Regions from separate parts of the Homo sapiens genome. Here regions 1, 2 and 4 are each linked to region 3. A link is a contact called in ENCODE Hi-C or POLR2A ChIA-PET data. All regions are on one chromosome and are shown on one strand. The core of a region is the stretch at or near the end of the contact, and the rest is flanking DNA. Distances in the headings are between cores, read along the strand shown.

What was found. Hi-C counts contacts between places; a loop is a spot of excess contacts on that map. ChIA-PET counts read pairs that join two places held with the same protein, here RNA polymerase II (POLR2A). Pooled maps may share reads with other maps.
Region 1: a loop to region 3 is called in a map of heart right ventricle, with 2.4 times the contacts of the local background. The contact joins two enhancer-like sites. A Hi-C loop is called at or near these places in 3 of 168 maps with a recorded cell type or tissue (heart right ventricle, naive thymus-derived CD4-positive, alpha-beta T cell and sigmoid colon), 10 of 37 single-sample maps with no recorded cell type and 15 of 50 pooled maps. POLR2A ChIA-PET finds 5 or more read pairs at or near these places in 13 of 52 experiments (A673, GM12878, activated B cell and 6 more).
Region 2: a map of aorta shows a loop between it and region 3 (4-fold over the local background). The contact joins two enhancer-like sites. A Hi-C loop is called at or near these places in 1 of 168 maps with a recorded cell type or tissue (aorta) and 8 of 50 pooled maps. POLR2A ChIA-PET finds 5 or more read pairs at or near these places in 1 of 52 experiments (H1).
Region 4: a map with no recorded cell type shows a loop between it and region 3 (5-fold over the local background). The contact joins two enhancer-like sites. A Hi-C loop is called at or near these places in 4 of 37 single-sample maps with no recorded cell type and 7 of 50 pooled maps. POLR2A ChIA-PET finds 5 or more read pairs at or near these places in 5 of 52 experiments (A673, HEK293T, activated CD4-positive, alpha-beta memory T cell and 2 more).

The regions. Positions count from the first base shown.
Region 1 is chr12:112,139,643-112,143,445 of GRCh38, forward strand. TRAFD1 (TRAF-type zinc finger domain containing 1) reads left to right here. Exons shown (of 12, transcript NM_006700.3): 5 at 1,177-1,582; 6 at 2,447-2,653. Among named protein-coding and RNA genes, the nearest start is that of TRAFD1, 16 kb to the left of the region's middle. Within about 2 kb of position 1,294, at least 2 of the 41 ENCODE cell types and tissues checked have a DNase peak (open chromatin) inside an H3K27ac peak, as active enhancers do.
Region 2 is chr12:112,181,293-112,184,796 of GRCh38, forward strand. It overlaps HECTD4 (HECT domain E3 ubiquitin protein ligase 4), which reads right to left. Exons shown (of 76, transcript NM_001388303.1): 61 at 2,895-3,504; 62 at 1,767-1,974. Among named protein-coding and RNA genes, the nearest start is that of MIR6861, 20 kb to the left of the region's middle. RefSeq lists a silencer at 1,953-2,247 and enhancers at 2,702-3,270, 3,271-3,504. Within about 2 kb of position 2,104, at least 4 of the 41 ENCODE cell types and tissues checked have a DNase peak (open chromatin) inside an H3K27ac peak, as active enhancers do.
Region 3 is chr12:112,073,458-112,077,270 of GRCh38, forward strand. It overlaps NAA25 (N-alpha-acetyltransferase 25, NatB auxiliary subunit), which reads right to left. Exons shown (of 24, transcript NM_024953.4): 8 at 2,221-2,332; 9 at 1,218-1,307. Among named protein-coding and RNA genes, the nearest start is that of NAA25, 33 kb to the right of the region's middle. Within about 2 kb of position 2,319, at least 2 of the 41 ENCODE cell types and tissues checked have a DNase peak (open chromatin) inside an H3K27ac peak, as active enhancers do.
Region 4 is chr12:111,992,152-111,995,726 of GRCh38, forward strand. All of the region lies in intron 3 of TMEM116 (transmembrane protein 116), which reads right to left. It also overlaps the pseudogene SLC25A3P2. Among named protein-coding and RNA genes, the nearest start is that of TMEM116, 19 kb to the right of the region's middle. RefSeq lists a silencer at 1-108. Within about 2 kb of position 1,565, at least 3 of the 41 ENCODE cell types and tissues checked have a DNase peak (open chromatin) inside an H3K27ac peak, as active enhancers do.

The DNA.
Region 1 (3,803 bases), core at 44-2,543, 65 kb after region 3:
GAACTCCTAACTTCAGGTGATCTGCCTGCCTTGGCCTCCCAAAGTGCTGGGATTACAGGCGTGGGCCATTGCCCAGGTCCCAAAGTTCTTTTATTAGATAAATAACACGGATTTGCTAGGAGTAGTGGCTCATACCATTTGAGGATGGGAGTTTGAGACCAACTTGGCTAACGTGGTGAAACCCCTTCGGTGCTAAAAATACAAAAAAATTAGCTGGGTGTGGTGGCACGCACCTGTGGTCCCAAGCAACTCAGGAAGCTGAGGCACAAGGATTGCTTGAACCCGAGAGGTGAAGGTTGTAGTGAGCTGAGATTGCACCATGCACTCCATGCACACCACTCTGTCGCTGGGCGACAGCAAGACTTTCTCAAAAAATAATAATAATAAATGAAAAATAAAGCCTGTGCTAAATACAAATATGAAGGTTAGAGAAACCTGTGTCTTTCTAAAGTGCAGTTTCTTTTCCTCATTATTAGGTACTTAAGACTGAATTGGAGGCCGGGCGTGGTGGCTCAAGCCTGTAATCCCAGCACTTTGGGAGGCTGAGGCGGGCGGATCACAAGGTCAGAAGTTCAAGACCAGCCTGGCCAACATAGTGAAACCCCGTCTCTACTAAAAATACAAAAAATTAAGTGGGTGTGGTGGTGTGTGCCTGAAATCCCAGCTACTCAGGAGGCTGAGGCAGGAGAATCGTGTGAACCTGGGAGGCAGAGGTCGCAATGAGCCAAGATTGCGCCATTGCACTCCAGCCTGGGCGACAGTGCGAGACACTGTCTCAAAAAAAAAAAAAAAAAAAGACTGAATTGGAATAGTTGGTAGGGGACAGGGACATTGGAGCTTTGACAAACATCTGACTTGCTATGATTCTTGTTATTTGCTCCTGGGCTTCTCTGGCTGGTTTTAGATTACTAAGTAATGTGTGCACAAAACAATATGATAGTTAGGGTGGCTGAGTAGTGGGCTCCCTCTAATATTTTATTTTCCTTTATAGAACATTGTGGCAGGAACAAAAGGGGAAGCTGTGACTCTTAAATAATTAAATACATTAAAAAAGGGTAGGAGAATCAAGGGTTGGAAGAGAAGATTGCAGTAGATACTCTTGGCTTTCCTTGCCCTATACTAAAACACACCTCTCCTAGATATGCATATTAACTGCCTCATTCCTCTGTTTTGTAGGAGACTGAGTGCCCTTTGCGGCTTGCTGTCTGCCAGCACTGTGATTTAGAACTTTCCATTCTCAAACTGAAGGAACATGAAGATTATTGTGGTGCCCGGACGGAACTATGTGGCAACTGTGGTCGCAATGTCCTTGTGAAAGATCTGAAGACTCACCCTGAAGTTTGTGGGAGAGAGGGGGAGGAAAAGAGAAATGAGGTTGCCATACCTCCTAATGCATATGATGAATCTTGGGGTCAGGATGGAATCTGGATTGCATCCCAACTCCTCAGACAAATTGAGGCTCTGGACCCACCCATGAGGCTGCCGCGAAGGCCCCTGAGAGCCTTTGAATCAGATGTTTTCCACAATAGAACTACCAACCAAAGGAACATTACAGCCCAGGTTTCAATTCAGAATAATCTGTGTGAGTTGTGCTTGGGATTAGGGAACTAGAATGGTATCAAAATCCCAAGGCAAATGGGAACAGGGCTTTGGGGCCAGATAGATCTTGATTATAGAAACCCGACTGTAGCTGAGTAACACTGGGAAGAATACCTCTCTTTCCTATAAAATGGAAATAACCTCCATTGGATTATAGTTAGGGTTCATAATGGTGAGTATGATGACAGTGTTGTAAATAGCCAACACTTATACAGATTGAGTATCCCTTATCCAAAATACTTGGGGCCAGAAGTGGTTTGGCTTTTGAAGTATTTGCATTATATATACTGGATGAGCATCTCAAATCTGAGAATCTGAAATCCAAAATGTTCCAGTGAGCATTTTCTTTGAGAGCCATATTGATGCCCAAAAAGTTTCAAATTTTGGATTTTTGGATTGGTATGCTCAACCTGTATCTTATTTCCCTTAGGCATTTGCAAAGTGCTTTATACGTATTAACTCATTTAATTCTCTCATTATTTGAAGGTAGGTAAATTTGAAGGTAGAACTGAGATTTGAATTCAGATAATCTGACCTCGTGCTTTAAACCATTCTACTGTAATTCAGAAAATAAGTATAAAATGTTTAGCACAGTGCCTGTCTCATAATTATGGCTCAGTAATATTGCTTAATAATACAGTTAGAATAATAATGGAGCCTTTTCACAGGGCAGACTTTAATGTTCAAAGCTAGGAGACCCAGAGGGTGAAGAGAGCTAGTTGAACATGGTCATTTTTATTCCTTCCCGGATGCCTGTAAACCTTGACTATTTGCTAGGCATGGACTTGAGTTGAGGGTGGTAACATTTCTAATGTATCCTGAATGTTGGTTGGTTTTTTTTTTTCAGTTGAAGAACAAGAGAGGCAGGAAAGGAATAGAGGCCAACAGCCCCCCAAAGAGGGTGGTGAAGAGAGTGCAAACTTGGACTTCATGTTGGCCCTAAGTCTGCAAAATGAAGGCCAAGCCTCCAGTGTGGCAGAGCAGGACTTCTGGAGGGCCGTATGTGAGGCCGACCAGTCTCATGGCGGTCCCAGGTCTCTCAGTGACATAAAGGGTAGGCTTGCTTATTCTGCACTAGCCTCTTTCTCTACAGTTTTTGTAAGTCTTAGGTTATACAATTCTTATACAATTGAAAGATTTTAATGAAATAGAATTTGCCTTACTCTTTTTTGTTTCTTTTTTCTTTTCTTTTTTGGGACAGTCTCGCCCTGTCACCCAGGCTGGAGTGCAATGTAATGATCTCGGCTCACTGCAACCTCTGCCTTCTGGGTTCAAGTGATTCTCGTGCCTCTGCCTCCCAAGTAGCTGGGATTACAGGTGAATGCTTGAACCCAGGAGGCAGAGGTTGCAGTCAGCTGAGATTGTGCCACTGCACTCCAGCCTGGTGACAGAGTGACACCTTGTCTCAAAAAAAAAAGGCTCTAAAGGACATTATTGTACAAGTAGAGAACTTACATTAAAGTTGCTGAGAGTGACATCCGTATTGTTTACATAGGAGAAAGCAGTGCCCTTGTTCTTCAAAGGCACATGATGAAGTACTTAGGAATAAAATGTTATGTGTTCAAACTTATTCTCAAATAGTTCAGGGGAAAAATACATAAAAGTAATGTGAGGAAATATTAAGCTTTGTGAATATAGATGAGGAGTATATGGGTATTTGCTATACTATTCTGAACATTTTTTTTTTTTTTTGGAGATGGAGTTTTGCTCTTGTTGCCCAGGTTGGAGTGCAATGGCACGATCTCGGCTCACTGCAACCTCTGCCTCCTGGGCTCAAGTGATTCTCCTGCCTCAACCTCCTGAGTAGCTGGGATTACAGGCATGTGCCATCACGCCTGGCTAATTTTTTTTTTTTTGAGACAGAGTCTTCCTCTGTTGCCCAGGCTGGAGTGCAGTGGCACGATCTCGGCTCACTGCAACCTCCGCCTCCCGGGTTCACGCCATTCACCTGCCTCAGTCTCCCGAGTAGCTGGGACTACAGGCGCCCACCACTACACCCGGCCAATTTTTTGTATTTTTAGTAAAGACGGGGTTTCACTGTATTAGCCAGGATTGTCTCGATCTCCTGACCTCGTGATCCGCCTGCCTCGGCCTCCCAAAGTGCTGGGATTACAGGCGTGAGCTACTGCGCCCAGCCATGCCCGGCTAATTTTTTGTATTATTAGTAGAGACGGGGTTTCGCCATGTTGGCCAGGCTGGTCTCA
Region 2 (3,504 bases), core at 854-3,353, 110 kb after region 3:
AATTTTAACACTTTGCTGATCATGGATACTTTAATTTTGACTTTAAAAAAACTATACTACAATATTATTTCTCTTACTGACTGAGTTTTTTGGAGCCCCATTAAATTGTGTACCCAAGATCTCACTTACCTCACCCTGATCCTACCTCTGAGGGAACATTTCCAGATTTCATGATTGGGGTAACCATGTTTTTTTTTAAAGATGGGGTCACCCAGGTTGGAGTGCAGTGGCGTGATCTCAGCTCACTGCAGCCTTCGACTCCTGGGCTCAAGTGATCTTCCCACCTTAGCCTCCTGAGTAGCTGGGACTACAGGCATACGCCACCACGCCCAGCTTATTTCATTTTTTGTAGAGACGAGGTCTCACTATGCTGACCAGGCTGGTCTCAAACTCCTGGGCTCAAGCAATCCATCTGCCTTGGCTTTCCAAAGTGCTGGGATTACAGGCATGAGCCACCGTGCCCGGCCTGGGGTAATAATTTAAAACAACAAAACCTCTACTCAATATTACATGTTTTGGCTGGGCGCAGTGGTTCACACCTGTAATCCCAGCACTTTGGGAGGCCAAGGCGGGCAAATCACCTGAGGTCAGGAGTTCGAGACCAGCCTGGCCAACATGGTGAAACCCCGTCTCTACTAAAAATACAAAAATTAGCTGGGTATGGCGGCGTGCACCTGTAATCCCAGCTACTGGGGAGGCTGAGGCAGGGAGAATTGCTTGAACCCAGGAGGTGGAAGTTGCAGTGAGCTGAGATTGTACCACTGCACTCCAGCCCGGGTGACAGAGCGAGACTCTGTCTTAAAAAAAAAAAGATTACAATTTTATACTTCAAAAACATAGAACAACATAGCAACTCTAAGATGAAATTTCAAACATTAAAGAATTACATTAAGGCCAGTGTGATGACTCACGCCTATAGTCCTAACACTTTGGGAGGCCGAGGCTGGAGGACTGCTTGAGCCTAGGAGTTTGAGACCAGCCCGGGCAACATAGGAAGACCCTCTCTGTACAAATAATAAATAAAATAATTTTTTTTAAAGAAAAGAATTTTAAAAAGAAAAAATGAATTAAAAAAGGAAAAAAAGAGGAATTAAAAAAAAAAAAAAGAAATTAGTGGGGAAGCAGAATTTGCTCCACAAAAGAGCCACCAGAATGGCAAAAGGGCTGGAAAATGGGACTTCGGAGAAAAAAGGGACGGAACTGTTTCTTTCCCAGGAGTCAGTTTACAAGGGGGACGCATGAGCTGTCCTCAAGCATATGATGAAATAATTACCAGCAATGTTCTAGCTGCACAGGACAGAACAAAATAAATACACTGCACTTGAACCAGGGGAAGGCTGGCTAGACAAAAAGGAAAAAATGACTTGAATACAAGCCCACATTCAAGCCTGTTGCAGGCGGCGCAAAGCCACCCCTGGTAGCCTCTCCAGCTGGAACGCGGCAGGCCTGTGGCAGGGGCTGCCCCCACGGCCTTCAGCGCCCTGACAGCTGGGAGAAGGGGGAACATTTCTTTTCACATCATACAAAGATGCACATAACCAGCCCCCACTGACAAACAATGGAGCCTCTTGTGCCATCTCACCAACACTCTCTGAATTGTTTTCAAAATCTGCAACCCAGGAGTAGCTGCCAAATTTCTCTTTAATGCAAGATGTTAAAAATAGGGGATACTGGGGAGGGGAGGAGATTTTAATGCAGATTTTTTTCTGTGAGCCTAAAATTGCTCCACAAAAAGTCTACAGATTAAAAACAAATCCAGAACCCACCTTTAATTGACTTATCATTGAAATAATCTTCTAACCCTGGGCTCCCTTGAGTATCAAAGAGACTCTGATTTACTACAGACACGGTTAGAATCTCTTCTGTTGACATTTCCATCAATTCATCTTCACCATCCAAACTTGACAAACCAATCAAGTCATTATTGTTAAATAAACTTGCTCGAATTTTCTCAATTTTGGCTCGGGATCTTATCTGTGTGAACAGAGAACAGGGTCAGGATTTGAGTAGCTTGACCAGTCATTCAGTGTGAGTGAACTTCTCCCTCCCACCTTTTCCTGGAAACCCTCTATTCATCTGCAGAGATGTGAAAGCTGCCCTACTCTGGTGAGCTGGACCTCCTGGGAAACTTTCTCCCACAGGCCAACAACAGTGACTTTTAGCAAATGACTCAACCTGAAATCTCTGTCACTAAACCCCAGCCAGGTCTGTGGCTTTACTCTGATTCCCAGGGAGGAAAAATTCATGCCTAACTCTGAGGAAGTCCCCATGAAGGAGGATGATGGATTCAAAGAAGTGATTCTAGGAAAGAAACCAGCTGCTTGATCCTTCAACCCTCCTTGCAGAGCCTGCTGGGAGAGTAATGCATGTCAGTTCCCTACCTTACTGTTATGCAAAAGCACAGAAAGGCTCTGATGCAGGATTTCTAAACGGCGAGGCCTAAGGAATACATGGGATCCTGAAGTGGAACTATGACTCACTAGCATGCAGGTCATCTGAAACTCAGAATCACCTGGGACAGAATGGCAGGAGTCTATTCTCATGCTGCTCAGTGACCATCCCTCCTGCCAATGGCAACACCAAAAAGAACAAAAAGAACCCAAGGCCATTCAAGATGCGATGGGGCTGAGTCAGAATGCACTGATGGCGCCCACCCACCGCGGAAGGCCAGGCCCTGAGCCCTCTGGCTCCCCTTTACTTCGTGATATGGGACTTGGTGTCACTCAGAGACGTTACCCCAAGCAGCCTCACTGTGCTCATTCCAAGGGCTGCCCCAGGGAGCCCCCAACCGCTCCACCATTACCTACTAGGAAATAACTTTGGAAGATTTAAAGAGGCTTGGGGGATTGAAATGGGTCATGATTTAGTGGTTGCAGAGGCTTGAAAGCTGTTACCTCCACGACTGCGAAGCCTTTGATGGGGCGGGCGGCGAGGGGCTGGTTGTCCAGGGAAGTGACTGTGTACATGGAGCCCATGTCCGACACCGAGGCCGTCTCTGCATTGTCCAGGGGCTCCCCCAGGCTGCCCAGGCTGCCCAGGCTGCCGGTGCTGCACAGGGAAATGTCCAGGCTTTCCTGGCTGGACACCGCGTGGGGCTCCAACAGGCCCGGAGGGATGGGCAGCTCGAGGCCGGCAGGCAGCGGATCCACAGAGAGGTCGCTGACGGTTTGGGAGATGCCCTGCGAGCTGCAGATGGAGGCCTGGCTGGTGGAGGCGGAGGCGCTGATGCTCATGGCGGGGGTCAGGCTGCTGGACGTGCTGACCTCCATGCTGTCTGTGCCGGGGAAGGCCAGTGTCTTCTCGGGCTCAACTTTCCCGTCCCCGCCCTCGGCCTTGTCTTTTGGCTTCTTGGTGTCTTCTTCCTGCAGCGGGATGTAGATCTCGTCTTTGAAGACCCCGCCGTGGGCGTTGCAGGCCTTGCGGATGGCGCCTCTGACTACGCCCTCGTCCAGGTGGGTGGGGATCCCGGAGATCACCAGCAAGCGGCTGTGGGCGGTGGGGCCC
Region 3 (3,813 bases), core at 1,069-3,568:
AGGGAGTCTTGCTCTGTCGCCCAGGCTGGAGTGCAGTGGCACGATCTCGGCTCACTGCAAGCTCCGCCTCCCGGGTTCACGCCATTCTCCCTCCTCAGCCTCCAGAGTAGCTGGGACTACAGGCGCCCGCCACCACGCCCAGCTAATTTTTTGTATTTTTAGTAGAGATGGGGTTTCACCATTCACAGGATGGTCTTGATCTCCTGACCTTGTGATCCGCCCGCCTCCACCTCCCGAAGTGCTGGGATAACAGGCGTGAGCCACTGTGCCCGGCCCCATTTATTCATTTAACTCTAGATGCCTATAAAAAGGAAAAAAAATTTATTGTAGTACTGCCTACAATAGCCAATAACAAAAGGACAAAGGAAAAAAAAAGAGATCTTCAAAAATCCAAGTATCATCAATAGGGAAAATGCTAAATGAATTATGGTACATCTGGAGTACTCTTAAGCCACTGGGGGGAAAAAAAATGAAAGAGATCTACATGTACCAGAAATGAAAGATGTTCAAGATATATTTCAAGGCTGAAAAATAACAGGTTGCAAATCGTGTCTAATACAATCCCATTTTTATATTAAATATAAGAATAATTAAGCCGGGCGCAATGGCTCACACCTGTAATCCCAGCACTTTGGGAGGCTGAGATGCTGAGATGGGTGGATCACCTGAGGTCAGGAGTTTGAGACCAGCCTGGCCAACACGGTGAAACCCCGTCTCTACCAAAAATACAAAAAGTAGCTGAGCACGGCGGTGGGCACCTATAGTCCCAGCTATTCGGGAAGCTGAGGCAGGAGAATCGCTTGCTTCTGGGAGGCAGAGGTTGCAGTGAGCCAAGATCGTGCCATTGCACTCCAGCCTGGGTGACAAGAGCCAAACTCCATCTCAAAAAAAAAAAAAAAAAAAAAAAGGAGAAAAAGAAAAATTATCTTAGCATAAAGATGGAAATAAATCTCACGGAAAGGCACCAAACTATTAACAAGAGTTATTTTTGGAATGGTAGGATAAGTGGAAATTAGCACACCACATATTTTGGCACTAACATGATTTTTAGAATGAACTTGTGTATTTTATACTTTAAAAAATATGAAAAAATGTCTTACTTTGAAAGGAATACTTTATTGAGACAGAAAAAGAGAATTCAATTGGCTTATAATGAAATCCTTTCACTACACTATATTAAAAAGTGCTGTTATAATTCAGGAAAGAAGACAACTTACTGTTCACCTTCAGCAGGAGGACTCCAGGCCTCTTCAATCAGTCGAAAGACAGAATCGAAATAAGTCAGATAGAACTGCCAGTCATCTGAGCTAAAATCAGATTGAATGATGCACACAGGATTAAACCCAAGTTGTGACAGATCTTCCTTAGGAACCATGATATTCAATTTATTTTGTAAGTTATATTTTAGTATGTAGTAGGTTGGCTTACCCCCACCCACTCCATGTTTCCTTTGCAAATCTAAAAGGGCATTTTCAAAGTAATACTACTTTGTATTTGTAAAGAGTAGTAAACTACTCTTTCCTTCAATAAAATGACCAGGTCTAGAAAACTAATATTCATAACAGAAAAGTCCCCACATAAGCACTTCCAAAATAGAGGGAAGGGGAGAGAAGTGTTGTAGCAAAGAATGAAGCCTCTCTCTTTTAGGGGAATACTGAATTTGAGAAATTAATGATTTTCAGTGTTCATTCTTAAGCCCTAACTAGAATTCAGCACCATGGTGGCACAAGTATCTTTTTTTTTTTTTTGAGATGGAGTCTCATTGTTGTCACCCAGGCTGGAGTGCAGTGGCATGATCTCAGCTCACTGCAACCTCTGCCTCCCAGGTTCAAGCGATTCTTGTGCCTCAGCTTCCCGAGGGGCTGGGACTACAGGCACGCACCACCACAACTAGCTAATTTTTGTATTTTCAGTAAAGACAGGGTTTCGCCATGTTGGCCAGGCTGGTCTCAAACTCCTGACCTCAAGTGATCTGCCCACCTTGGCCTCTCAAAGTGCTGGGATCATAGGCATGAGCCACCATGCCCAGCCTACAAGTACCATTATAATACTCTACTGAAAGATGAAGGCTCCTTAAAAACTTTTAGAAACATGCAGGACACAACTACTATAAGAAGACTTTATGCCCAGAAACTTCAAAACACAGACACCAAGAAAATCAATAGTGAGGTCTTAAAGCCTCACTACAGTCAAATGGTACAAAAGAAAGCTTTTACTCACTTTTTTAGTAAGAGGCGCCGGGAAAGGGCATTGCACTCTGGCCACCTGCTCAGCTTCTTGTACATAGCCATGCATTTATTTTCCCGACTCTGAATCTCACTTGTCAACTTCTCTAAAATCAAAAGTTATAAAAGTTGGTAAGCTGGTTTCATTTCTGCTCAATAACCAGAATAGAGTCCAACCACAAGAAGGAAAATGTCACATTTTCTTTTCTTTTTTTTTGAGATGGAGTTTCACTCTTGTCACCCAGGCTGGAGTGCAATGGCACGATCTTGGCTCACTGCAACCTCCACCTCCTGGATTCAAGCGATTCTCCTGTCTCAGCCTCCCAAGTAGCTGGGATTACAGGCATCTGCCACCACGCCTGGCTAATTTTTGTATTTTTAGTAGAGACAGGATTTCACCATGTTGGCCAGGCTGGTCTTAAACTCCTGACCTCAGGTGATCCACCCATCCCAGCCTCCCAGAGTGCTGGGATTACAGCTGTGAGCTACCGGGCCCGGCCTAAATGTCACATTTTCTTATTCACTCTCTTAGAAAATGGGACCACTATTACATACAAACTACTACTATCTTATTAAAGATTATTTTACTTCAAAGAAAAAAGTACATTACTGACAGTAAATTTTTATAATCATTTTCTTTGTAAAAGGATAGGTTTCACAATGTATTGGGTTGAACATCTATTAATAGTACATGGGATATACTTATAAAATCCCAACAGCATCTAGGGACTAGTAAATTTAGTCCATAGACAAGCTGCCCATCCATACAGTTCCAAAACATCAAAGAGGACTGAGCTGACATGAGCTAAGAAAGATGAGATGTTGGAAGAAGACAAAAAAGAGTGGAGAGGAATCAAATCTTTCCAAACAACTGAAAACAAAAAAACTAGGATGATAGTTCTGACCAAATTAGATTTGCCCAACTGTTTAGCAGATTAAGGATACCAAAAATTACATTATGAATTTCCTGTTGAGAATCTAACTTTTTACTATCCATAGAGCTATAATGTAGTTTAAAAAAAAAAAAGGGCCAGGCCTGACAGGTCACACCTGTAGTAATCCCAGCACTTTGGGAGGCTGAAGCAGGCAGATCGCTTGAGACCAGGAGTTCGAGACCAGCCTGGGCAACATATTGAGACCCCACCTCTACAAAAAATATAAAAATTAGCCAGGTTTGATGGCATACGCCTGGAGTCCTAACTATTTAGGAGGCTGTGGTGAGAGGATAACTTAAACCCAGGAGATCAAGGCTGCAGTGAGCTGTGATGATGCCACTGCATTCTAGCCTGGCTAACAGAGCAAGGCCCTGTCTCAAAAACAACAACAACAACAAAAAAAAACAAGAAGTTTCTTGTGAGTAGCCTAAATATCCATCAAAAACTGGTTAAGTAAATTTCTACATTCACACTGTGGAACACTGGACAGTTATTAAAGGAGTGAGGTAGTGAACTTTATCTCTAGGAAATACTATTTAGTTAAAATAATAATAATAATAATAAAATAATGGAGGCCAGGCGTGGTGGCTCACACCTGTAATCCCAGCACTTTGGGAGGCAGAGGCAGGCAGATCACTTGAGGTTAGGAGTTT
Region 4 (3,575 bases), core at 315-2,814, 82 kb before region 3:
CACTCCTTTCTTAGGTATAGGGTTAAAAAAAGAGTGGAAAGATGAGAAATTTTGTGGTGGAGATGTACCACAAGGAGACAATTGAGAGTGCTTTAGTGGCACAGGCAACATCTTCTACTTTTTTTTTTTTTTTTTGGAGACAGAGTTTCGCTCTGTCGCCCAGGCTAGAGTGCAGTGGCACGATCTCGGCTCATTGCAAGCTCTGCCTCCTGGGTTCACACCATTCTCCTGCCTCAGCCTCTCAAGTAGCTGGGACTACAGGCGCCCAGCACCACGCCTGGCTAATTTTTTGTATTTTTAGTAGAGATGGGGTTTCACCGTGTTAGCCAGGACGGTCTCGATCTCCTGACCTTGTGATCCACCCTCCTCGGCCTCCCAAAGTGCTGGGATCACAGGCATGAGCCAAACATCTTCTAAATATAAGAAATGAGGTATTCTGCTAAGTGTTTAGGGATGTGGCTGAGGACTTAAAGAAAATGAAAACGTTTACAGTAATAAAAAGTCAGGGTAAAAAGTCAGTAATACTGAAAAATGTCAGAATGAACTGTATGTGTTGCCTTTCGGTTTCTGACCACACTGGTGAAATTTGTCTCTTCTTATTCTTCTCCTTTTGGCATCCCCATTCCCACTTATCTAAAAATAGTTTTGGTCCTATGGAGAAAATTATAAACCATTTATTGAGGGACTCCTAAAGATTAAATGCAATCTCAATGAAATCTCAACCTATTTTCCTGTGGAACTTGACAAGCTGACTCTGAATCTGATGTGGAAGTACAAAATATCACCCTGTGAGCCACAATCCAAGGGAGTAACAGTGGGGTGTTTGCCATCTTAGGGAGAAGCTCTCATCCATGGCACACCTGGCATGGGTGAACTCCTTCAATGTGCCACACCTGCAGCTGGTGGACGATGGCCTCACGGACCTCCACAGCGGTCCCACAAGACCCGCAAGGCCCCCCCACTGCTCTCTTAACCTGGCAGCTGCTGCCTTATAAAAGTACAGTTGTGAATTTGACTCCACGAAGTATTATGCATTGTGTGGCTCTCGTGGGGTCTTAGGTTGTGGTCTGACACACACTGCGGTCATTCCCCTGGGTTTAGTGAAATGCTGTATGCAGGTGGACCCCCAAAAGTAGAAGGGCATATTTAATGGATTCTCAGTTACACTTAAGGAGGATGGTGTTCATTCTTTGGCTAAAGGACAGGCTCTGACTTTCATTGGCCACTCCATGCAGGTGTTCTGCAAGTTTGGCTTTTATGAAGTCTTTAAAGTCTTGTATAGCAACATACTCCCAGAGCATGTTATCTCTGGTGCACATCACTGTATTTGGCTGCCTCTGCCAGTGCTGAATTCTTTGCTGTAATTGCCCTATGGAAGCTGCTAAGGTTCAAATTCAAACCCAACCAGGTTAGACCAAGACTTTGAGGGATGCAGCTCCCAAGATGTATAAGGAAGAAGGCCTAAAAACATTCTACAAAGGGGTTGCTCCTCTCTGGATGAGACAGATAGCATATGCCATGATGAAGTTTGCCTGCTTTTAAGGTACTGTTGAAGCATTGTACAAGTTTGTGGTTCGGAAGCCCTGTGGTGAATGTTCAAAGACAGAGGAGCTGGTTGTAACATTTGTAGCAGGTTACATACCTGGAGTGTTTTGTGCAATTGTTTCTCACCCTGATGATTCTGTGGTATCTGTGTTGAATAAAGAAAAAGGTAGCAGTGCTTCTCAAGTCCTCCAGAGACTTGGATTTAAAGGTGTATGGAAGGGAATGTTTGTCTGTATCATTATGACTGGTACTCTGACTGCACTACAGTAGTTTATCTATGATTCTGTGAAGGTCTACTTCAGCCTCCCTTGCCCTCCCCCAAGATGCCAGAATCTCTGAAGAAGCAGCTTGGGTTAACTCAGTGACAGATCAAAGCAAATGTGGACTGAAACTGCTTGTTGATCAGTGTTGAAGAACGTACAAAAGGAACTTTCATATATTTGACAGTGTAGGAAATTGTCTATTCCTGATATAATTACTAGAGTACTTTCACTTAAGTCAAGAGTTTCAAATTTACTATTGAAATAAACCCAACTCTTCAGGAAAAAAAGAAAGAAATATAAAATATTAAGATAACCAAGACACTCTTGAAAAAAAAAGAAGAACTTGCCCCACCTCATCTTAAGACTTATCGTGGGATCTGGCCAGCAGCCCGCAATGCAACGGGGCTCTTTCTTTGTTCCCAGGTGGATCGGCAGGTCGAGAAATAAAAGACACACACAAAATAGTGAAAGCTGGGTCCAGGGCGTCACCGCCTTCTGGTCCTGTGATGCCGCCAATGCACTGGATATACTGGCATTTATTATTAAGTTTAGTGAGGGCGGGGGTAGGTTAGTGAGGGATTTAGGGGGTCATTTGATTATGAGGTGAGATGATCACATGGGGATGAAGTAATTCTTTAATGTAACATCGGTATGCATAAGTACAGTATACAGAGATAAGAATTTACAACATAGTGTGTGTGTCAGCAATTTCTAACAGAGCCTTAAAACAGAAACACAGTCTATCCATAACCTATGTTTAGTAAGATACTAATCAGCAGTAATATTTGCAGCAAAAGCTGGTTGCAAACAATCAACAGAAACAGGATGTGAAACAACCGGTTAGACCACAAATTCTCAGAAGGGAGTATGCCTTAACCCTAAAGAGACCCAGAAAAGCCGTGGCAAGATAAGGGCGTTTATAACCCTATCTTATCCATATGAACAAGCGCCCCTCATGTGTCTATTTATAGGCTCTCCACAAGGGTTGCATTGCATTCCCAGAGCTATGAACATCTGCTTTTCTGGGATAGTAATCTTGGTGATGTGAAACCTCCCTGACTGCACGTCCGTTTATAGGCTCTCTGCAGGGAGAAGCACATCACGCACTGTTGGCTCATTCTGGCAGCCAAACCTTGCATTGTCTTTACAAAATCCTGCATGCAATTTTGTATTTACAATAATCAGGAGCATTTCATCTTTTATTCCATAGCAATAGTTTCAGGAGGTCTCCCTACAAAAACTAACATAGACCTAGAGTGAAGATACTGTGGTACTAGTACAGGGATGGACAAATAGGTGAATAAAATGAAAATAGCCCAAATTAAACCCAGCAATATATATATAGATCTCTGATGTATGACATAAGTGGCTTTTTCAATCAGTGGAAAAGAGACAGTCTTTTCAAAATATGAAGCTAGAACAATTGGGTATCCATACAGGAAAAAAAAATGAAATTAGGCCCCTACTTTGTATCTCACACTACACTCAAAAAATCAGTTCTAGGACGGGCATGGTGGCTCACGTCTGTAATCTCTGCACTTTGGGAGGTGGGCAGATCACCTGAGGTCAGGAGCTCAAAACCAGCCTGGCCAACATAGTGAAACCCCATCTCTACTAAAAATACAAAAATTAGCTGGGCATGGTGGCGGGCGCCTGTAATTCCAGCTACTCAGGAGGCTGAGGCAGGAGAATCATTTGAACCCAGGAGGCGGAGGTTGCAGTGAGCCGAGATCATGCCACTGCACTCCAGCCTGAGCGACAGAGTGA